Regions from separate parts of the Mus musculus genome. Here all the other regions are linked to region 2. A link is a loop called in an ENCODE intact Hi-C map of the cell type or tissue named here. Cell type or tissue: heart. All regions are shown on one strand.

Evidence for each region. Peaks named below come from ENCODE experiments on the same cell type or tissue, not always from the same donor. Only the 100,000 strongest peaks of a DNase experiment are listed, where the experiment ranks them.
Region 1: a loop joins it to region 2, with 6 times the contacts of the local background. A loop is called at or near these places in 33 of 42 quality-filtered maps.
Region 3: a loop joins it to region 2, with 2.8 times the contacts of the local background. A loop is called at or near these places in 18 of 42 quality-filtered maps.

The regions. Positions count from the first base shown.
Region 1 is chr1:134,240,694-134,248,693 of GRCm38, reverse strand. No RefSeq gene overlaps it. Among named protein-coding and RNA genes, the nearest start is that of Adora1, 9.2 kb to the right of the region's middle. In heart, a CTCF peak has its summit at 4,303 (motif pointing right); DNase peaks (open chromatin) are centred at 3,183 and 4,293; H3K4me3 peaks cover 252 bases; H3K27ac peaks cover 2,584 bases; H3K27me3 peaks cover 1,110 bases.
Region 2 is chr1:134,147,613-134,155,612 of GRCm38, reverse strand. It overlaps Chit1 (chitinase 1 (chitotriosidase)), which reads right to left. Exons shown (of 12, transcript NM_001284525.1): 9 at 7,092-7,277; 10 at 6,130-6,237; 11 at 5,008-5,134; 12 at 4,073-4,509. The coding sequence ends at 4,265. Among named protein-coding and RNA genes, the nearest start is that of Gm46158, 30 kb to the left of the region's middle. In heart, CTCF peaks have their summits at 789 (motif pointing left) and 3,764 (motif pointing left); a DNase peak (open chromatin) is centred at 3,772; H3K27ac peaks cover 543 bases; H3K27me3 peaks cover 269 bases.
Region 3 is chr1:134,198,814-134,206,813 of GRCm38, reverse strand. It overlaps Mybph (myosin binding protein H), which reads right to left. Exons shown (of 11, transcript NM_016749.2): 8 at 6,964-7,100; 9 at 6,678-6,864; 10 at 6,367-6,419; 11 at 5,582-5,866. The coding sequence ends at 6,403. Adora1 (adenosine A1 receptor) reads left to right here. Exons shown (of 2, transcript NM_001008533.3): 2 at 3,224-7,599. The coding sequence ends at 3,863. Among named protein-coding and RNA genes, the nearest start is that of Mybph, 9.4 kb to the right of the region's middle. In heart, a CTCF peak has its summit at 4,566 (motif pointing right); a DNase peak (open chromatin) is centred at 1,323; H3K4me3 peaks cover 273 bases; H3K27ac peaks cover 2,669 bases.

The DNA of each region.
Region 1 (8,000 bases), 93 kb before region 2:
ACTCACTTTCCTTCCCTTCTCTTCTTTCCACTGCTATTTCACTTAAATATTCGCCATCTGTTACATGGGCAGATTGTAGCAGTTAATCAACTGTATCTGTAATAAACAACAGTATCCATGCACCAGGGATTCTACCAAGGAGCCCAACCAGTCTGGGTGCATTTACCTATCCCATTTTTGTCCCTCCTATCTTTGTATGCATACATCCTATTGCATACTTGTAACCATAACAGAATTTTAATTTTGTAGTCTGTCTTAAAATTTAATATAGAGACATTTTCCATGCTCCTACAGTCTTCATAATGATCAGTTTAATTAATGATCCCATAATATTTCACGGAGTGGACGCACCAAGTTTCACTTAACTGTTTCCTTTCTGGCAGACAGTGCTGGTATAATGAAACTTCTCCTTCTCCTTCTTCTTCTCCTTCTCCTCCTCCTCTTTCTCCCCCTTCTATTCTTCTTTTGTTCTTGTTTGTTGTTTTGTTTTTGAGTTAGGGTCTCACTCTGTAGATCAGGCTGGCCTCAAACAAACTCACAGAGATCTGCCTGCCTCTGCCTCCTAAGTACTGGATTAAAGGCCTACACCACAATGCCCAGTTTATGAAGCATATTCTCTACTTCCTTTTTCTTCTTCCTCCTCTTTACTCCCCCACCCCTCACCCCCTTTTCTTTTTTCAAATCTCTTTGTCCCCTTCTGTGTGGAAAGAGCAATCATCCCACCAGGCTACAAGATTTTGGAAGAGAGTGATTAAAATTTTATTTTTTAAAATGCTCTGAGGATGTTTATGATCCTGAAACAGTATAAATGGCAGCCCCTTTTCTTTTCAGGGAGTAGAAACACAGCGCCAGGTAGGACCCGGAAGGACTAGATTGTAGATGGCTCAGACTTGATATAGAGACACAAGCGATAGGGTAAATGGCTGTCAATAGGAGAGGCTAACAAAATGCTGCCCAATGCCATTGTCAGTTCTGAGAGAGGACGTGGAATCTGAAGAGACTGCAGAGCTGCATGCACTGATGTAGGCAGGCAGACTTTTGAAATCTGTTTTTGAGCCGGGCGTAGTTGCACATGCCTTTAATCCCAGCACTCGGGAGGCAGAGGCAGGCGGATTTCTGAGTTCGAGGCCAGCCTGATCTACAAAGTGAGTTCCAGGACAGCCAGGGCTATACAGAGAAACCCTGTCTCAAAAAAAAAAAAAAAAAAAAAAAAAAAAAAAAAAAAAAAAAAAGAAAGAAAGAAAAGAAAAGAAGAAGAAAAAACAAATAAAATCTGTTTTTACATTCATTTATTTGTTGGTGTGTATGTATGTGCATGTGTGCGTAAGTTAAATGATATTTGTACCTGATTCTCTTTAGGGTGTGGCTCAGCCCTTAGCATATACCTTTAGTCCCTCTGGCTGGAATACCCTTAGTATTGACTGTTAATCCAAAACAATCAAGGTAAAGTTAGTTTGTAGAAGGAAGCCCCCATGTTTGAAAGTGATGTCTAATCGAGTGGCAGACAAAGTGACGAAAAATTCGACAGAATAGGATGTGTCCATCCAATTCTCATGAGAAGAGAGAGGAAAGGGAAGCTACTTAAGGGAGAGATAGCCGGGACAGGAGGATGAGAGTGCAGCACAAGAATACAGGAGAGTTCGTGGAGAGCAGTGCAGTGGAGTTGAGAGGGAGAGACAAGCAGCCCGAAGGGAGATGGAGGCAGGTTTACTGGGAGAGCTTAACAGAGACAGGTTGAAGATAGAACAAGCTAGAAGAAGGTGAAGACAGAACAAGCCAGAGAAGGGGAACTTAGAACAGATTTCTAGAGTTAGCTTGAGGCCAAGCAGAGCAATTCAGAGGCTGAGAGCCAGATTGAATACGTCAGCTGGGAGAGGAGTTTAAGCCAGAATAGCTGAGTTGAATCAGCCAGTTAGAGCTCAGAAAGAATTAGGAAAGGGTGAGCTAACTCAGCAGTGAGTCTCAGAGGCTGAAAACGTTTTAGGCCTAGATAAGATTATGCAGAAGCTAGAAACTGGGCCTTGGTTAGCGGAGTGAAGCAGTAAGCCTCAGAGATGACAATTACATCAGGCAAATAAAGGTTACAGTTACGTGGGTGTGTGTGTGTGCGCGCGTGTGTGCAAGTGCACTCACACGTGCTCTTGTGGAGGTCAGAGGATCACTTTCAGGAGTCAATTCTCTTTCCACCATGCTGGGCTTGAGGACTGAACTCAGGCTGTCCGGCTTGGCAGCAGGTGATTTTATCCACTGAGTCATTTTACTGGCCCAGGTAGGGTGATTGCTGTTGTTTTTGTCTGTTTTTTGTTTTTTGTTTGTTTTTTACAACAAACTCATTTGCAGAATACTTGTAGGTTACAACTTCCTCAAGAACAATAAAAGCCAATACCTGCACAAGCCTGTGAGTGCCATAATGTATATGTGTATATAACTTATGCATGTAAGTGGTACAAAATATGGCAAATGCTTGGAAATACCCCAAAGCGTTCACGGTGGTCCCTCTGTGCTCAGAAGGGTCTGGGTAGGGAATTGGTAAGGGAATTTGAGCTGAACTGTAGTGGCTTCACTGTCAAGAAAAGTATAGTCAGTCCAGGACTGCTGGTACACATCTGCAATCCCAGCACTTGGGAGGCTGAGAGATAATCAGGAGTTCAAGGCCAGCCTGGGCAACATGAGTACCTGTCCAAAAAAAAAAGGTAGAAAGACGATACAGAAAGAATTTGATTTCTTGGCTGGGAGATAACTTAGTCACAAGTGCGCGCGCGCACACACATGCACACACGCATATACATGCAATTTCCCAACGCCTTGTTTTTCTGTTTGCCATTGTACATTGTTAAAGCGCCTTGCCACAGAAATGAGATTAGAATGTGTTTAAAGATGCAAAGGTCCTTCTGCAGTGAGCGGGCTGTTCACTTTCTTCAGGTGGGAAGGTTCTAGGTTGTTTGGAACATTGTTGGTGGCCTGGGCAGAGAAGAAAGAAGATGAAGTCACCGGATTAGATCCTGTCTCTCAGCCGAGCCTTCCTACCCACCCTAGGCAGGTGGGAGCTAGGAGCTTTGCAATGGAGTCTTTGCCCTAAGTCCTAGACGGAGGACAACAGATGGGGCCACACAGCCCTGACGCCCAGACCGAGGGGAACAGGTGGAGGCTGAGGGGTCAGAGTGTGAACACTGGCGATTCATGAGGGCTACAGGTGGGCGGAGTGCCCAGCACAGGGACAGGGACAGCTGGGCAGCATGTGGGCGACAGAGGGAACAGGGGAAAGGGGGGGGTGGAGGCCCAGAGAGCAGAGGACAAGGAGAGGGGTGCAAGAGGACAGCCCCCTCCCCACAGCTGTGGCAAGAGTGAGGTCAGAGGTCCCAGGCTGCTACGAAAGGTCTAGAGGGCTGCGGGGTGAGGGAACACATTGATCAGGCAGGGTGCCCATCTTTGTCCTCCTTCAGCCCCAGCTGTCCTTTGTGTAGCATTTGGGCCACCCCAGCAGCTGTGCCAGCCTTTGGCTGGGTCAGAGACTGGGCAGCCGAGGGAAACAGCTGCCACCCCTCCTGTTGTAGACTGGGTGGAAGAGCAAGGAGTTGGCTAGGTGGGGAAAATCTCAAACACGTGGCAGGGCGGTGCCCTACTCCTCGTGGACAACTCCTACCTGCCATTAGTTACATGTTAGGGTGGGAAGGGCCAAAAAGCTATGCAAACATCAGTGCTTAGGGGTGTGTGTCAAATGCTCAAGTGCGACCAACTTCACAATACCACCAAATCCTCCCAGCCACACACATAGAAAAGTCGATAGTTTGCATTTTATAGACGGCAAAACTGAGGCTTCCTGGTCACATTCCCAGTTAGGGACATTTGAGCCAAATTTACTAGGCCCTGGAGGCCTTTGAGGAGAATTGGGTGACCTAGGGTTCTGTGCCCAGACGCATGGTGTTCCCAGAAGTACTGGAGGTGGAAGGTCTGCGATGAACCACTCCTGAGGCAGGCTGGCCGGAAGCAGACGGTGCTGGGAACCCCGTCTTTGAAGATTTCCCCAGAGCAGGGAGGGCTCCCAACACATGCTCTTCGGGCATGTTCAGGAGATTTTGCCTGCAAACATAAGAAGCAGCGGGGCTGGTAACAAAGGATTTGGATTGGGCACCAGGAGACCAAAGTCGCCATCGGGGTGGCATATTTGTTGGACATTCCTAGGGCTGGTCCCCTGGGCCTTCCAGCTGAGTTCCAGCAGCTCCACCTCATTCGCCACGTTCCCCAGAGTTGTCACCTGATTGTGTCCGCCCTTCGGCTCAAAGCCCCGCCCAGGCTCCAGTGCGCCAGCAGGGGGACCCCGAGCTCCAGACAAGGGCACTGAACGTTGATCTGTAGCCTCTCTGCCCTCCCTCAGCCTCTGTAGGCTGCAAAAAGGGAGAATTATTGCCATGTCACCCGCGATGCCACGAGGGGCTAAAGAACCCACAAAGATAACGTGGTTCTGCTGTCTTGAATCTCATTCTGGACCGTCTGCTCCGGGAGCCGCGCCGGCCCTGTGTGATGAGGTTGTCCAACTTTGGGGTGATCGAAACAGCTCAGTGGTGGAGGGCTTGCCTTGCAAGTGACACCCTGGGTACTGGGGAGGGGAAAATGAAGACGTCTAGACATCGAAAGACCCCTCTGTCCCTAGCACGAGCGACCAGGTCGAGTGACTGGCTTTTAGGAATAGGAGTTAATTTCTGGTCTGTGGGTCCATAGAGGGGACCGATGGTCTGCCCAGCCACAGACCATCTTTCTCAGGTCATCTCTCTTTTCCGGCCTTAGGCAAGTGGCCCTGCTCAGGGTGTGAATTTCTTCCAGGTTCAGGACTGAGGTGAGGTGGATTTGAAGGGAGTGTCTGTAGAATGGCATTTAGAGTTGTGCTTAAGATCAGGAATGGGCGCCAGGCTAGGCAGAGGGAATGAGCCTGTGTGACCGGTTTGGACTCCACAGAGTGAGGAAGGAGGCTCAGTGTCTGCACGCCTGACTTCCATGCCCGCTGGAGAGGAACACAGCCTATGAAAATGTGTGTGGTAGGCCTTCTGACAGGCTCACAGCCCCAGGGCCCCAGCTGAGCAAACCCCACCCCAGTTGGTGCTCAGCTTAACAGGATGAAAACTTTGCTGGCTTCAGTGTCTTCAGCCCTCGTGCCTCAGACTGGTACACGTGGCACCACACTAAGGCACCACTGTGAGGTGACTATGCTCATCGCTACTATTGCTTTTCTGTCCCCTGAGCTCTGATGTGTGTGTGTGTGTGTGTGTGTGTGTGTGTATACTGAAGACTGGGTAATCAAAATGTGAACTGTCCATGAAATGAAGTCTTCTCCAGCCATTGAAACTAAGCATTGAGCTAATGAGATGGCCTGGTGGTTAAAGGAGTTTCACATGAAGCCTGATGACTTTGAGTTATAGCCTCAGAAACCATGGTGGAAGGAGAGAACTGACTCCCAGAAGTTATCCCTCTGACCTCCAAATAATTGAAGGAGGAGCATGAGGAATAAGAGGAGGAGGAGGAGGAGGAGGAAGGGGAAAAGGAGGAGGAAGAAGAGGAGGAAAAGGAGGAAGAAGAAGAGGAGGAGGAAGGGGAGGAGGAAGAGGAGGAAGAGTAGGATGAGGAAGAAGAGGAAGAAGGGGAGGTGGAAGAAGAGGAGGAGAAGGAGGAGGAGGGGGGAAAGGAGGAATAAGAAGAGGAGGAAAAGGAGGAAGAAGAGGAGGAGGAAAAGGAGGAAGAAGAGAAGGAAGAAGAGGAGAATGAGGAAGAGGAGGAAGAAGGGGAGGTGGAGGAAGAGGAAGAGGAGGGGGAAGAGAAGGAGGAAGAGGAGGAGGAGTAGGAAGAGGAGGAGGAGGAGGAGAGAACTGATACATGCTACAACTCAGATGGACCTTGAAACATTAAGGTATTCAAAGGAAGCTGTCACAAAGGACCACTGAGGAGCATCCACAACAGGCAATTCTATAGAAGGAACAGTTTATCACTGAACTGCCCAGCCCTTTAATCTTAACTATTCATAAGAGTTGAACCACAAGCTTGAGGCTAGCCTGGGTTATACAGTGAGAATCTGTCTCAATCCTGCCCCCTCCCCCAAAGATTTGTGTTGCCTGGGGCTGGGGAGGGGGAGTAGTAGTTGCTAACGGGCACAGGGTTTTTAGAGGGAGATGATGAAAATGTTCTAGACAGAAACGGTGCTGATGGTTGCACAATTCTGTAAATACAGTCTCAGAACTGAGGCCTGTACACTTTAAATGAGTGAACTTTCTACTATATAAACCATTTCCCAATAAAGCTGTTAACAGTTTTTAAACTGGATGTCCTGAATGTATTCTGGTAACTCTAGTTGGTGAACATTTGGCTTGTTTCTGCTCTGAAGCTATTTTGAGTAACACTGCTGTGAAAACCTTAGCCTGTCTCCCTCCTTCCACATTCTGAGGGCCCGCTCTCCATGATGTGCTGGAGGGCCTCTTCTTATCAAAGGGCAGCGATGGATGGGTGGGAAAGGAGGGGGCCATGGAGAGAATTGGGAAGCCAGCCTAGCTAGCATCTAACAGAAGTCACATAAATCCCTCCCTGCCTCGATTTCCCCTTCTGCCCAGTGAAGGGGAGAGGAGGCAGAGTCCTTTTCCTGACTTCTTGCAGGTGGTGTTGAGTCCAGGAAGCTGTGCTGTTCAGCATACAGTGGGCTATCCAGGGTGGCATTTGTCTGTCAGTGGTGGGGCCAGTCTGTTTTCTTTTGACTGGTGGAGGGTCAGTGAGTCTTCCAGAAGGACCCCTCTGGGTACACAGAGAGTCAGGGAAGCCAAGAAATCCATGACTGGCACCTGGTGAACAGGACTGTGGTGCAGGCTGGGCTTTGGCCACCAGAGGAGGAGGAGGAGCAAGAACGGGGGCAAGACCAAGTTTTTATTGACATGAAATGTTGTTGACAAATTATTGGCTACGTATCAATAGAGGTGCGCTTCAGACAAAAGCCTGGGAGCATCCCGGAAACACTCAACAAAGGACCGGGGGCCTAGGGAATGGGGGAAAGTCAGGGATTTCCAGGTCTGTGAGCAGGTAGAGCGTCAGGCACAGTGCTGAGTCCGGTGAGCTGTCAGTATCTGCTTAGGTCCCCATGGGCTTGCAGAGGTAGTGTGGAGAGCCTGCCCTGGGCTCAGCATCTCTCCCTCTGATTCATCTCTTCTTGCCGCTGCCTTCTTCACTGAAGCTGTGAGCATGCTCAGATCTTCCCCCAGCTAAAACCAACCTCTTTGTGACCTCCTTCTCCTGCAGCTAACCATCCATCTTTTGTTCTTTCGCCTGCCAAGCTCCTTCAGAGACGAGTTTGCACCCACGGCTTCCACCCTTAGCTACCTGCGGCAGCTTTAACCTGGGAGAGACCCTCAGCCACCCACCCCCTCCTACCAGGATTCTTCCAGGCCTCCGTTCCCTTCCTGTCACACAAGATGATGGCTTCCCTTCCTGAGGCCACTCAGAACAACTCTTCCTGAAGTGTCTCTTCCCTTCTGGCTGCTTTCCCTTCTGATTTCCTCCTGTGGGTGGGCGGGATATACGGGCCAGCCTCCTTGCTCCCTTCCTCAAGTAATCTTGCTTCCCCCAGGGGAAATCTTGTTCAGAGAGGTCTCCACTCTTACCGAGACAGAGATGAACATGTCCACATTCATGCTCTGGGTTTTTCTAGAGGCCCACAAAAACCCTGTCAGGGCCACACCACACTTGTTCTACCTTCGGTCTCCACTGCCAGTGTCTCCTTCGTCAGTCATCTTTCTCTCTTCCTTTTTCCTTGGTTGCTGCACATGGCCAGCCGCTGAGCCCAGCACACCTCCCATGCAACATCTGCTCTTCTCTGTTCCCTCTGCTTCCTTTTCGGTTCAGCTTCTCGCCATCTTTGAGCAAAAGCATTTACTGCTGCTGACAGACCTGCAGCCTTCACTTCCTCTCCTTTGGGGTTGTCTTTCGAAGTTCCGTTGTCTTGGGTTAGGTTGAAGCTCGGTAACCCAGTG
Region 2 (8,000 bases):
GGCCCCATTCCTGCAACCCCACCCCCACCTCACAAGCCCCAGCCATCTGCTGGCACATGATAAATGCTCAAGAGATGCTTATAGCTTTTGGCTTTATAAATCTAATATACCCAGGCAAACTGTATAACCAGATGTTATAGAGAAAAGAGCTGTAGTTTAAAGGCAGAAGAGGGATAGGGGGCAACAGGTAGGCCTGGGACAGGCCCTGACTCCCTCACTGTCTTGTCTTGGATATGGCCCTAGAACCTGTGCCAGCATTGGAGGTCCTATAGGAGTGACAGTGAGACACTAAGGCACGCAGTGATGTATGGATAACCCAGCACAGATGCCTGAATAGATAGATGCCCAGCACACAAAGCCTCAGGTCTACCCAGGACAGAAGATAAAGGAGACAATCACATTGTGCAGGCTTTAACCCAGGAAGGCAATGTCCACTGTGGGTGAGCACAAACCTAGGCTGTGGGTCTTACCTAGAGCAGCATCTAAATCACAGCGTCGCCACACGTTGACCTGGCAACCAGAGGATGATGGGATGATACGTTAGAGGGACATGGTGAGTATTAGAGGACTTCGGTTCACTCTGTAAATATTTGTCATGTGACTAATTCATGCTTTGTGTGGTCCTCAGTCAGTCTGGTAAGAAGTGTTATTAAAAGGACAAAGGATGGGGGCTGGAGGTGGCTCAGCTGTTAAGAGCACTGGCTGCTCTTCCAGAGGACTGGAGTTCAATTCCCAGCAACCACATGATCTCTCATAAGCATCAATAATGAGATCTGGTGCCCTCTTCTGGTCTGCAGATGTAAATGCAGCTAGAGCACTAATTACATTAAATAAATAAATCTTAGGGAAAAACGGACAAATGATGTTTAATAGATAAGCTTGGGAGGGCAGTGTCCTGTCATGCAAGGGTAATTCGGTATGGGGGGGGGTGTCTCTAGGTTGCAGAAGTGGTTTCTGTACCTGAAGATAACACACACACACACACACCCATGGTGTACAATCCCCAGCAATGCATAAAATGGGAGTGGCAGTTCCCACCTGCAATGCTAGCACTTGAGAGGTTGAGGTGGGATCAGAAGTTCAAGGTTATTTCCCATTATAAGTGATCTATTGAGCTTCAAACATGTGTAATGGAAGGAGAGGACCAGTGTCCGTGTTCTGGGAGCAGAGTCCACTGTCCACTGGGAACCCAGTGATTTGATTTGCCCAGGCCCAGGTGCCTTCAGGAGAAAAACCAAGGCTGACCTTGTGAGGGTGACTAGAACTATCAAAGACAGATGTTAAAGCACAGGGTGGAGGGAGGAGCCAGAGAAAGACACAGGCAAGCCAGTGCAGCAGGGAGTGGTGCAGAGCTGGTTCATCTCTGGAGTGTGCAGAGCCTGGGTAGTGACTGAGCTAGCCTGGGCTGAGGCCGGCAAACAAAACAGTGGCCCAGGATCCCTAACCATGGCTGTTCTTACCCACAACGCCACCACTCAGGTGAAAAATGGCCTGATCAGTCTCATCTATTGGACTAAGATTCAGGGACGTAGGTATGGTTCTTGGAGACCCGTGTATGAGGCCACAGTCACGGGCACTGAACTGGGTTCCTTCATGCTAGAGGAAGGACCACAGCCAGGGCAAATCAAATGAAGTGGCATTTTAGAAGAGCGGCCAAGGTTGGGGCTCTGACCTATGAGTTCAGTCAACAAAGCAACCAGGGAAGGGCTGGCCACCCACAATGACCCAAAATCTGAGGATGAGATGGGCAGGTCCTTCTGGATTTTAGGATGCCCCAATGTGACTCCCTCCCCCCAACTGAGGGATCTTTCAAACTGCTCCGCACAATGGTCACACCCACACTGGGTTTCAATATCGAGCCATGCAGGCTTCCTACTGTAGCCCTCACCATCACCTGAAAGGATCTCATTTGTTCCTTTCAGTTTATCTGCTGAATATTGAATACTGGCCCTTGGAAAGCCCAGCCCTGAACACTTCACACTACCCTCTCTGCACCCCCACCCAACACTGCACATTGCTCCACCCTGCTATGTCCACCCGGCATATGGATTGAAATATTACAGATGCCGAGAGACCCAACTGTAATGGAAGGACACAGAGCCAGAGGGGCCCAGGGCCCACGGTGGGGGTGGAAGGATCAGGGTAAGCACAGTTGGCTTTAGGTTTGCTAAGTGCTTCAGGCTCAGCAGAATCCTGAGTGGTGGCTGCCCGGAGGCTGCATGCTGGCATCTGGATGCCTAAGGTTAACTAACGCTGACAACTGGGTACCAGGGGACCGAAACAGTGTGCGTGATAGCAGGAGGCGGGGGCTGACAAGGGGTCTCGACACAGTCGACGAGACGATCCGGACTTTATTCTTCGGGTTGGGAAGGCTGTTTGGAGTTCTTAGCAAGGGAAGTGATTGGCTCAGATCCTTCATTTCTAAAGGCTGAGCTGATTAGGTGTGCAGGGGAGACTAGAGAAGGGAGGGTCAGGGAGCAGAGAGACCAGGGAAAAGCCTTATCTGAGTGAGAGGTGACATGTGGCCCTGGCTGAGGCAGGGACTGTGGGGAGGAACAGGGGCGTGAAGACCAGGGAGAAGCCACAGAGCCTACTCTCCTATCGATAAACCCAGCACAGACAAAAGGTTTGGTATCTGGGAGGACTTTGGCCATCTGCCCACTCAGGAGAACACTTTTACTGATAGTAGACCATTTGTTTCATGATTTAACCAGCAGACGCAAGATAAAGAAAGAGGGAAGAATACGGACTCCCAGGATGACAGTGGATAGCTGCTCAGTCACCCAGACAGCAGGAGTGGCCCCATCCATCCCACAGAGAGGGAACCTCAAGCTGAAGCCATTAGTGGGCCTACAGTTATCTCTGCTGTCACACGTGTGCCATAGGAAGCTGCCCCTGCCTGGATCCTTTTCTAAACAGAGAAGGCCAGAGGACAGGCAGCGGGCACGAGTGGGCAAGTGCTAGTTTTGTCCATAGGAGAGTAGGCTCCATGGCTTCTCCCTGGTCTTCACGCCCCTGTTCCTCCCCAGACTCACAGTCCCTGCCTCAGCCCAGGCCATGTGTCACCTCTCACTTAGACACTCTTGTGATTACAACTCACCTCTCTCCCACCTAACTCATTCCCAACCCCAAACCAAGGCTTCCAGCAAGTGTGTAACAAGATAAACTTTAGGGAATGAAGGTTTTCTTTAAACTCAACAATCAAGGTGCTTCAGGGATACATATTACTTGCTTGTTCTTTTTTTTTTTGTTTGTTTGTTTTTTGTTTGTTTGTTTTGTTTTGTTTTTTTTGTTTTTTTTGGTTTTTTTTTTTTTTTTTTTGGAAACAACGTCTCACTACATAGCCCAGGCTAGCCTAGTGCTCAAGTTCCTCCTGCCTCAGCCTCAGCACTGGGGTTGTAGGCACGTGACCCCACGGCCTGTTAGATCACTCTTTAATAGATGACCCTGGGGGCACACGCTTGTCTTGGCCCATTTTAAGCCTTTGTTCTGGACTCAGAACTGGCTAGAATCTGACTTCATCTGAGATGCCTGTAAAATGCAGATAATGATCGTTCCGTGTCATCTACCTACTGGGAGTGGTGATTGAGGTGAGGCACGTGAAAGGCCCCCAACAGGGTTCATTTCAAAGTGAGCGTTTAGTTCAGGGTCTTCTTTATGGAGCGCCCAAGCCCTGACAGGCTCACGAGTGACTCTGTGGACTAATGGCTTCACTGGTGGACACAGAGCAGTAAACTGGGAAAAGCTCATCTCTGCTGCCACCTTGTGTCCATTTGGGAAATAACAGTCTAGCAGTCTAGCAGAGGTTAAGCATCTCTTTCCCCAAAGGCTCCTACAAGTGGATCTGGCCGGGCCTTGTACGCTGCCACCTGTGTTCTGGAGGACTCAGTGAGGAGACTTTCATGGGGCCAGGCACATCGGAAATGCAACTCTGGCTCTGAACTTTCCTACTGTGTGCCATCCTTTCCTCTGACCTTTGCCTACTGTGTGCAGCCCTTTCCTCTTGGTCCTCCCCATACCTCCCCCCCCCCAACAAACACTGTCCTGAGAGAGCTTCTTTAAGTCACAATGTCAGGGGTGAAAAATATGTTTATTTTTCAGATAAAGAGGAAGCCTAAAAGAGACAAAAAGGAAACCAAGAAGCTGATCAGAGGTGGGGGCATGGAAGGAACAGAGAGGCCTGCAGGCCCCAGGGAAAGCAGAGGCAGGTGGTGGGGGACCCCAAGCCTGGCCTCAGACTGGAGTTGGATGGGGTTCCAGGAACTTAGCTCCAGGTACAACATTTGCAAGAGGCTCTAAACACCAGGCCTGGAGGACAGCTCTGCTGGAACAGCCGCCCTCCTCCACAGTTGTAGTAAGTGGACTCGTCTCCAGGGTTGGGGTAGACCCCATCAGCTTTGCCTTGGCAGAAGTTATCTAGCCCTGGGCTGGGTCCCTGCTCTGGCATAGAAGATGGGCGTGGCTCAGGTATTATCTGTTCTGGGCTCCTTGGAGTCTCGGATGGAAGATCTAGAAAGACAAGGACGATTCAAGCAATGTTGGCCAACAGATTCCAAACCACAGGCGGAGCACACAACAGCAACCACTGGAGGAGGCGGCCCAGCACCCCTGCTCCCACATCCAGACCGCAGCCACAACCTGCAGCCAGGCACTGTCTGGAAGACAACCTGTGCCACACAGTAGTAGGCAGCTGGTGACCACATACCAGCTGTGACACCCAGCCATATACCAAGGAGGGGCACCTAGGGGCTGCATATGATAGGGTGAGGCTTGGCTTTCTTCTTGATAAGAGCAGAGACCTTTGGAGGGAATCCATTACTACGCCCCCGTCAGGTATTGTCAGCAGGAAACTGGAAACGGCACGAAGCACGGGGTTTCAACAGTTTCCTTAGCTACTGGTGTACGTGAACTTTGAGGAATCACAATTTTGGGTGATGGTGTTTCCTCAGAAAGGCTTATGGGGTGGGGAGTGTGCACCCCACTCTCTGAATTCAACCCTTTACTCACTTAGTTCCTGCCGTAGTGTCCGGATGAGAGGGTACGGGCCCTGGTTGCAGAAGGAACCCTTGAAGTCATCCAAGTCCAGGACCCAGACCATGGCTCCTCCCAGCCCCTTCTGTTTCAGGTAGGCAGCCTGAGGGTGTGAGCAGATGTGGGTGATTAAAATCTTGTCTACTGGTTGCTACAGGCTCAGTTACCACAGGGGATCAGGTCTCAGCTTCCCCAAAGTTCTGAAGCAAGCTTGGCCTTCACGGCTTCAGGTCCTTGTTACCCTGAGGGCCCCTGAGGGAATGCGCTGAGCTGGGCGTTCCCTCAGAGAGCACCATGACGTTTGCAGAGAGGGCTGGGAGCTGACCCCCCTCTTCTTCACGGGTCACCTTGTTCTCATGGTCCACTCGTTCCTGCTCCCTCCCGACTGCCCACAGTCTCCTCCCTGGACACCTGCCTATCTTCTGACTTTTAGGGCTTGTACAATCCTTCCTCCCTAAACAGCTTCTACTCTTTTCTAGATTCCCACAGAGCGCTGTCTGCCCCAAGAGGTCTGTTCACAGACAAGTGTTGCTCTGTTCCTTCAGGAGCTAAGCATCAACTCAGGAAGAGAGGCCAGGAAACACATTAAGGAGGCCATATTAGACAAGATGAAAGGGTCCTATAAGTAAATCAATGACACACATATGTTCCAAATGTGGCCAACAGACTGGATAAAAGTCACAGGTTCCACTATGCACATTTCTCCTTTCCATGTGTCTGTAGAGTTAGTATTTTGGTAAAATACAAATCTTGCCAAGAGGACCACTCAGTGTAGATCTCTCTCTCTCTCCTCCCTCTCTCTCTCTCTCTCTCTCTCTCTCTCTCTCTCTCTCTCTCTCTCTCTCTCTCTCTGTGTGTATGTGTTTCTCTGTACTGGGGCTTAAACCATGGGCCTTGTACGTGCCAAGCAGATGCTTTAGCCCTGAGCTACATCCCCAGCCTTCACCGAGTCTTTATCAACAGATGATAAATGTTCAGGATGCTGTCACATGAAGAGGGTGAAATGTTGGGGCATTTACAAGAACACTCATCCTTGAAGACAGATTAAGTGCTGGCGTTATTGATGGGCCGCCTCCTCCCAGCCGGGCTGGGCCTCACCTTGGCTTTGAAGCTTTCCACGTCGTCAAAGCTCACCCACTGGTTGTCCTGGAAGGCGTAAGGCACCTTCTGGTCCTCGATTCTGTGTCTTTCCTTCCAGGAGCAGGCCTGCAGGAGCAGAGATGTGTTAGGAAAGAATAACACTAGTAGGTACTGACAAACAAGCCTGCCTCCATCTTAGGCTTAAAAACCACCTTCTAGTAAACACAAAGTAGGCTCATTCCTGTTTGTGATTACATCTCTGTTTCTATGTCCCACCTGTAACTTTAACTACAAATGGTTCTGGACTGCCTGTTCCAGAAAATGGCAACCATAACTTTGTTTCAAAAATGTTGTTATGACCACCCATTGTTGTGACCACCTTGGTATGACCACCTTGCAGTTACGCCTTTGTTTCAGGAGGTCATCATGACTGGCTTATAGCGCTTATGTTCTGCTTCTGGGACCCCACCTGTTTGCCTGCCAAATCTCCCACTTGGAAACTCCCTATGCCTAAACTATACAAACCCTTATCTTCCCCATGCCCACTTCTGACTTCCTGAACCCTTCCTTAGGAGGAAGCCGCCTGTGTATACAAATAAAACAACCCCCCCCAAAAAAACCTTGTTTTAATTAATTGTTTGCTTTAATTAATTTGGCTTGGATGGTTTGGGTCAGTGGTCTTTCTGGAATCTTTGGGATTAACAGTTCCTGTCCCCTCATGCCAAGAGGAGACTGGAGATTAGAAAATTCCTATCTGAGGAAGCCTAGAGAACATAGTAGATCTGTGGAGTCACCTAGGGCTGCAGATTTAAACTTTAGGCTTCCGAGCTTAAAGATATACACAAGGGGTCCAGGGCGGGATAGAGTTCCCTTGGCCGAAATTCTCCATGCAAGCCACCTTTCCTCAGAAACTACAGGAGAAGCCCTCTTACCGATCAGGAGTCCTCTAGCATATTCAGGGTAGCTAAAAGTCGTCTTACCTCATAGTAAGCCAGGACCCCTTTGTCCTTCGTATAGGGGCCTGGGGCACCAGGCCCTGTGGCTGGGGCCCCAACTCCATTGTCTGACGAGGAGGCCAAGGTGAAAGAGCGTCCATAGGTAGGCATGCCAAGGATCAGTTTGCTGGCTGGGGTCCCCTTCTGCAGCCAGAGCGTCACAGCAGCATCCTGGTAGAGAAGGGGGCCTGCTTATCTGTCTTTACCTTGGTTTTGGTTGCCTAAGAACGGGGTTCTAGAGGGATCAACGGGACCTGGATCTCCCCAAGGCTTTTCATAGGCATCCCGTTTATATCCATCTTCTTTCATTCCCACTTTAGACTCCTACATCCTATGAGGGAAGCTGCGAGGTTCAATAGCCAGATTTGGGGATTTGGAACCAGTCAACCATGTACCCAACAAGTAGTCACCGACAGTCCCCTGTGCACCAGGCTCTTTCCCAGAGGCCTGGAATACATCACTGTAGAAAGAAGACCGAGATCCCTGCCTCACTTGGCAATGTAAGGGCATACATGAGCCTAGCAGAAGTGATACAGCAAGCTGTGAGCATGTTCTCTGTTAACTAGTATGGTGAGAAGTTTCGCCAGGGAACAAGGTCAGGGGCTTGGGTTGGCATCCCTGGTGTCTACCCACAATCGTGTGATAACAGATGTGTAATTCTAGGCCTGTGGCTGGAAGAGACATTGGATCTAGTGATGCTGAGTAACTATTGAAAAATGAAAATTTGTCCTTCGGGCCTATACTGTGGCTCAGTGTCCTCATGGTGAGTCTGGGCCTCTTCGGTAAAGACAGTTTTCATTGCATTGATTTCTTTTTGTTAGTCTGAATAGATTACCCATGATCAAACCCCAAATTTCTGAGAGAAAAACTAGGGTCCCTGAATGACACATCTTA
Region 3 (8,000 bases), 51 kb before region 2:
GGACCCCGCTCTCAGAACTTAAGGTCACCTGGTTCTCCCTCCAGTTTTAGGGGGTGCCCTTCTTGGGCCAATCCAGTTTTTTCCCGTGTTAAAACAGAGGTTATTCTGAATCTGCTACCATCTGAGTCTAAATGACCCAGTTAACCTGCGTCCTGAAGGGGGTCTGGGCTTGAAAGTAGAAGACCTGGGCAAGTAGACATGCCAGTCCATATTACTGTCATTCTGTTACGTGCTACACGCCCACACAGTGTGGTCATGGCATTCCCCCGAGACATGGCTGCAGAATGGCTTTTCCGACTATAAAAAAAAGATCTAAGGGAAAGATTTGGATGCAGTAATGGGAAGCAGAAACCTTGACCCCACCCTCCCTATGTCTGCAGCCCCTCTGCTTTGGGAGAGGCCTACCTTGTCTAACCACCTTTCACCAGATGAGGGTCAGAATTGTACCCCGTAAGGTGGTCTGCCTTTCTGTGTTCTTTCCCTATACATTCTTGCCCTGAACTTGCTTCCTCGTGTCTAGAAGGCGCTATGGGGGATGGGGGAGGCACTTGAAGATCCGCATGAGTCAGATCTGTGTGAGCTGTTTAGATAGTACTAGGGCTGTGTTTGCTGAGCTCCTGGGAGTGCTGGGATGTTGCAGGTACGTTTGCCTAGGAGCTTGGTGGGGTAAAAGCCCAGGCTAGGGAGTATTAAGAGGGTGTTTTTGGGGTATTTGAACACATGTTATCTTATTCTTATATCATCGCTACACTCTGAAGCAGGATGGATTTGAGTTAGCAAGCAGCAGACTCAGTGCCTACATTCAGGTCTTCTGACTGAAAAAAAAAAAAAAAAGATAACAGCGACCTGGATGTTCTGCTGCAGAAATGAGGGAGGAGAACAGTTTCACTGTGTTGGCAGAGTGAGGCACCAGAGACTGAGCTAGCTTTATGGCTTCCCGATAGTCTGGGAACACAAGAATCCTGTTATCTATCACAGAGGTGGGAGCGGTCAGGACTTTAAAGGCGTTAGAGTCAGCTGCAGTCAGTCCTCACTTTCTTGGTTGGAATGGAGGGATTAGATAAGGGGTTCCAAAGGCCATTGCTTGCTGGCCTTTCAGAGGACCGTCTGCTTCCCCCAGTGATGCCCTCGTCTCTGTAGCCTGCAGGAGCAGGTGGATACCAGTGGGTCCCTATGGGTCCAGAAACAGAAAGCCACAGATTCTAATGGCACAGGACAGAAGAAAATAGTTGGAGCCCTCCCTTCACACCCAGTGCTCTGGAGGCCACCCCAGCCCTCTCAGGAGCTGCATTGGAAAATAACAATTGGGCAAGCTGCAGCCACTCTGCAGCTCCTTGGCACAGAGCTGGGCAGCCTTTGGCACTCTCTCCAGAGTGCCAGAGTGCCGGCAGAGGACACTGTGGCTGGCTGCTGGGTAGTGTGATTTTAGGGGAAGTGGGAAGCCCCCGGGGATATTATTAAAACCCTCAACCCTCGGTGACAAGAGAGGCTGTCACCTCTGGCTGATAGGCAGTCTTGTCTCACATGAGTCATTTCAAATGTGTGTGTCTTCTGTGCCTGCAGACCTGGAGAAGGGTAAGAACTCTACCTGTCTCCTTGTTCTTGTGCTGTCATCGATTCACCCCAAATATGAGCTACGTAAGGCTGGCAAGACAACTGAGTGGGTAAAGAAAAGCACTATCTGCCAGGCCTGACAAAGATCCCTGGGACCCATATGGTGAAAGGAGACAACTGATTCTCCTAAATTGTTTTCTAACCTCTACACACACACACACACTGAATGTAATTTTAAAAATTAAAATTTTTTGAGCAGGGGCTGAAGAGATGGCTCAGCTATTAGCCCTAGGCTCAGTTCCCATCACTATATACCTCAGCTGACAACATCTATAACTCTATTTCCAGAGAGTCAGATGTCCTCTTCCCTTCCTGCTCCATGATTACCAGGCACACACAGAGTTCACATACATGCAGAGGAAACATTCAAAATCATAAAAATAAAATAGTAAACCTTTACAAATAAAAAAATGATAAATAGGGACTGGAGAGGTGGCTCAGTGGTTAGAGCACTGGCTGCTCTTCCAGAGGACCCAGGTTCAATTCTCAGCACCCACATAGCAGCTCATGGTTGTCTATAGCTTTTGTCCCATTGGATATAACACCCTCACACAGACATACATGCAAGCAAAAACCAATGTATATAAAACAAACATAAATAAACCATACTTTTAAAAAGATAGACAAGTATGAGCTATGTAGAGGCAGGAATTTTTATTTTGTTCCCAGCACTGAGAACAGTGCCCCGCGCATCCAGAATGTCTGTTGAGAACAGCATCCACGCAAGTGTGCCAATGCGCGGATGGGAGGAAGTATGAAGTGCTAGCAGATGCTCGGCAAACACCAGGCTTTCTTCCCTGAGAATCATCCCAATTAGGCGAGCATTGCTGAGCTGGTCCTTGACGCCAACCTGTGCGACTGCTTGAGGGTGATGGGAAGCCGGGAAGCAGGAGATGAGATGCTCATAGCGGAAACAGAACAGGGCCTGGTGTCGAAAGGCTTCTGGGGACTCTTGCTTTTTCGCCACCTGGCTCTTCGGGAGAATGGGGACACGTTAGGAAGCCCGGGACAGTGCTGTTAGCTTCTGTGGGGCCTTGGAAAGGCTTTCAGAACTGTTTTCAACCTCTGTCTAGTTGGCTGTCCTTATATTGCCACCCTAGCACTGTTATAGTCCAGCGGTGAGAAACCAGGAAGGTCAATGTGAGGACAGTCAATGAGCTGTACTTGGGCCATTTGCTTAAGACTCTTGCTACTAGTTTCTGTTATTTTATTGTTTTTTCTTTTTTGTTTTGTTTTGGTTTCTAAGACATGTTTCTCTGTGTAGCTCTGGCTGTCCTGGAACTCACTCTGTAGACTGGGCTGGCCTTGAACTCACATAGATGTGCCTGCTTCTGTTTCCCAAAGAAACAGACCAAATGTGTGTGCCACCATTATCTGGCTCCCATTATATTTATTGGAATTCCTCTCTCTGCTGGAGGAGAAACGAGGCTAAATTGTACAAACTCTGGACTAATCTTAGATCCTAAAGACTAGGTCCCTGGGCTAAAGACACTCACTCTAGACCTTAGACGTGTAGAAGCCTCACCCCTAGTGGCAGGTGAGCCCCAAAGGAGGAGCCCACATACAATCATGGGGGTCACTTCTCATACCTTGTCCTTTTTCCCTACAGGTACAAGACAGTGGTGACTCAGCGGCGGGCAGCAGTGGCCATAGCCGGCTGCTGGATTCTCTCCCTTGTGGTAGGCCTGACACCCATGTTTGGCTGGAACAACCTGAGTGAGGTGGAACAAGCCTGGATAGCCAACGGCAGTGTTGGGGAGCCCGTGATCAAGTGTGAGTTCGAGAAGGTTATCAGCATGGAGTACATGGTCTACTTCAACTTCTTCGTCTGGGTGCTGCCGCCATTGCTCCTCATGGTTCTTATCTACCTGGAGGTCTTCTACCTGATCCGCAAGCAGCTCAACAAAAAGGTGTCAGCCTCCTCTGGTGACCCCCAGAAGTACTACGGGAAGGAGCTCAAGATCGCCAAGTCGCTGGCCCTCATCCTCTTCCTCTTTGCCCTCAGCTGGCTACCGCTACACATCTTGAACTGCATCACCCTCTTCTGCCCCACCTGCCAGAAACCCAGCATCCTCATCTACATTGCCATCTTCCTCACACACGGCAACTCGGCCATGAACCCCATCGTCTATGCCTTCCGAATCCACAAGTTCCGGGTCACCTTTCTGAAGATTTGGAACGACCACTTCCGATGCCAGCCCAAGCCCCCCATTGAGGAAGATATCCCAGAGGAGAAAGCTGATGACTAGGCTCTGCCTTGCTCCATCTAGCCCACACCCAGTGGCTCTCTGTTCAACCCCCATGTCCTCCCTGTTCCCCCCTGTCCCACTGTTCCTCCTCAGCCTTCCCAGCTGGGCTGTGGGCTGTGGACACCAGGGAGGCTCTGAAGAGATGCCATGGAACAGGGCCCCTTCTGTAAGGAGCTGGCTGCCCTGTACCTTGGGGACCTGGAGGAGGTTTGGAGTTGGGGCAGGCCATAGCAGGGAATTGGGTGCCCTCAGGTGAGAGGAGAGTCTTGTGTGCATCATTCCTGGCTGTTCTCTGAGCAGTTCAGAGAGCTGGGGTTAGAATATTCTGGCTCCTTCAGTCAGACAGGGGAGCCTACTATTAGGTGTTGGTGGCCCAAGGGACCAACTTCAAAGTGAGGAAGACAGTCCCTTAGAGGTGGATGAATAGAGAGAAATGGATATGCCGCCGCTTCGCTGTCTCTCCTGTTCTCTAGGAGAAGATAGTAAAACACAGGGAAGGAGACCTCGGCCCCTCCTCCAAGGATTGTGTTCTTGGCCACGCGGGTGCTCTCCTGACCCCGAGAAGCCCAGGGTTATACTTGGGAGACACAGAAAGAATGGGTCCAGGGATTGTCTCTCACATTTGCTCTATTCACAGCCTGGGACTCCCAGTGGGCCATAAAGTCCTTGGGAATAAAAATAGTGCAGAAGGTGCTGGCCTCACATAGCCAGCAGGGAGCAGCACTGAGCCCTTCTTGCCCTGAACTTCCTGGGAGTCTCCAATGCAATTTTCTGTCTGGGCCACCAAGCTTCACCAACTCTCAGAGCAGGCCTGGACTCTCCTGAGGGACACCATCTCTGCTTCCAAGCCCCAGGAGAAGAGCTTCCCCAGGAAGTACAACCCTTGGGAGCATGCTGCCTGAGGGGGGGAGGAGGGAGAGGAAAGCATCTAAGAAGATCCCAGGTGCTCCTGGGCACCTCTGGTGTGCCCAGAAGTGTGAAAGACCAGACCAGACCAGACCAGACCAGACCAGACCAGACCAAAGGAGACTGCTGTCTTCAGTGTGAGAAAGTGCCTTGCTGGCATTTAAATATCCAAAAGGCTCCTGGAGGTGGCTTTAGCTCAGGAGCTGTGTTGCAAATAGAGTGTAGGCTTTTGTGGAGGTCTCAGGTGGGACCAATCCATGTTCTGCTGAGCCTGGATGTCTTCCTTGTATGGACAGCAGGCAGGGGAGGGTGTCAGGTTCTCCCCTCCTTGGGTGTGAATATTGACTCCAAGTCTTGATTCCAGGCTCTTCCTTCAGTTGGAGGTAAGGTGTCCCTGGCTCTCAAGGAGGACCCTATGTCTAATAAAAGATTGTGAAGCCCTGTGGGGAGTGGGGTGCTGGCACCCCAGCACTGCCAGAGGGCAACCAAACCACCTCAGCGGAGAAGATGTAATGGTGGGGGTGGAGGGGAAGCTGGGAGAGGGCTGTGGAGGCAGATGGAAAGTCCCAGAGATGGTGTGTCTGTTGCTATAGTTACACATTTAGGGTAGCACATTGTGAATCAGAAAGCAAGATCCAGAACACTCACATGTCTAAAAAAGAAAGAAAGAAAAAAAAAGAAAAAAAAATGCCCCGTGTCATGTGAGACCCTTCCTGCTGGCACTTTTCTAATCTTGATAGTGTCTCCCCTTCATAGTAACATAGTATTGTTCCATCCGTCATGACACTCATTGCCACAGAAACCCCATGCTATAACACCACACACCTTTATTTGAATACTTCTCATACAGTGTACAACTCTGAAGAGGGTGCCAGTCTCTGCCCCTTCTGGGCCCTCTTGAACCCAGAAGGTATGGCCTGGGGCCTGCCAGGCCTGATCCTGGGTCTGGACCCAGCGTCTGATGGAGGGGGCCTGCAGGTACTAGAGACCCCGCCCCATTCGCTGTTCCTATGGTCTTGGGGATTCCTGGGGTCCTGATCCTCAGGTCTGCAGGACTTGGTGGATAGTGTCCTTCTGCGTCCTGGTATGTGACCAAGCTGCTAGAAGAGATAGTGGGGAGTCGGGTAGAGAACCACCTCCACCCTTCTCAGTCCTTCCTCAGGCTCAATTTCCAAAGCTGGGCTCTGCCCAGTGCAGCTCTGGAGACTTGATAGTTCACCCAGAGCCTCAGAACCACCAAACGAGGAAGGGAGAGCAAGGACTGGGTCCCTACTTTCCTAATGAGGGAAAAGAATGCTGTTTACAGTCACTCAGAGCCAAGCCCAGATGCTGACCTGTGACCACCACCCAGAGTACCCATCCCTTCTGGACCTCCCCAGCATGACCCAGTGCTACACTGTCTTCACCAAACTAAACATGCATGCTCTCTGTCTTTTGCTACAAAAATGGTACCCAGATCTGCCTACTGCTTTCCTGCCCTCCCCTCCCTGTCTCCAGTGACATTTTATGCCTGGGAGGTGGATTCTTCTCTCGCAATCTTCTCTTTGACACCACACTCTCAGTAGAGGTAACTGAAGGAGTAGGTCCAGCCACTCACCTGTCTCCTTGTCCCAGTCTCTGCCTCTGTTGCTCTTTAGTGTGTGGCAGAAGCTGTAAGAGATACTACACGTTAGAGCTTTGGGGGAAGACAGGAGGGAACGGAGAGGTTTGAGGTCAAGAATTTCCAGCACCCCAGTCCCCAAATAGAAAGAACATCTTCCCACTTAGAAAGTCACACAAACAGTTCTTGACCCCTCCCTACCCTTTTCCTGCTCCAGTTTCACTCTGAACTACATCTAGTCCAGCTCCCAAGAGGGACTCAGTCTGTCCACTACAGCAGGGTGCTGAGGGCACCCTTCCGACTCCCACCTTTAACCTCCAGCCGACAATCCACAGAGGCCTCCCCTAGCACGTTGATGGCCTTGCAAGTGTAGACCCCAGAATCAAAGGGGCTGGGCTTCCGGATCTCCAGGGTGCAGACCCCTTGCTCGGAGACGGCACGGTACTTGGGGTCACCCTGGATGTCCATCTTGTTTTTCATCCAGATGATCTTGGGCTGGAAGCAAAGTCAGAGGAGGGTAATGAAGTTAGAACAGCTCTCAAGAGAAACTTTCATTCCTCTGTCCACCCACTCCACCAGCCCAGGGCCCCTGACCTTAGGTGATGCTCGGACGCTGCAGAAAAGCTGCGTGCTATAGCCAGGAGTGGAGGTATGGTCAGCCAGGGGCTGGGTGAACGAGGGCGCTTCTGAGAAGTCTCGCTCAATAAACTCTCTAGGTTTGGCAGTAATATCTAGGTTCAGGGGAGAATTTGAGGTTATAGGGATGCAGGAGGCTTCGGAAGACTGGCCTCAACCCAAAACTTTGAGACATTCAACCTGGTCAACACATGAAGACATCAGAGAAAAGCCTCGCTGAGCAGGGCTGAGGCTGATCAGGAGGTGAACAGAGAGGAGTGGGCAGGAAAACCTGAGCCACGGAGGATTGCGGCAAGAGGCGGACATCACATTCCATTTCTGTCTGCCTCTGAGACCTGAGTGGCTTTCCTTTTTAAACACAAAATGCTCACGGCTGTGACACTCTGGCTGATGTTAAAGAGTATGGCTTCTAGGGTGAGTGAGGTGGCTCAGCGGGTGAGGGTGCTTGTCACCAAGCTTACCACCCTGAGTTCAGTCCCTGGGACCCACGGGGTAGAAGGAGAGACCTGACATGTTGTCCTTAGACTTACACATGCACGTGTGCATGTGAACACACACTCACACACCAATAAATGTAATTAAAATGAGTAGTAATGAAGTGTGGCTTCCAGGGTGGGCGTGCGTGCATGCGTGTGTGTGTGTGTGTGTGTGTGTGTGTGTATCTCTCTCTCTCTCTCTCTCTCGTTTGTGTGTGTGTGTGTGTGTGTGTGTGTGTGTGTGTGTGTGTGGTATGTGCAGGAGAAGATCTGGGATAGATAGGGGTCCTGGAGTTTCACATTTGGCTCCACTGACAGATGCTCAATAGGATGGTAAATACCACAGCCAGTCTTGTGTGGGCGATTGTTTTTAACAATTGCCAGTTTACCTATCATGTACACATTATCCTGCAGAGTGTGTGCCTGGGGACACTGTGTGGGAGACCCAGTGACTGCTGTGATGTTAGCAGCCACTGTCTAAGTACACAGCCTCCTGAGGGGCACTGCTCATTTGCATGG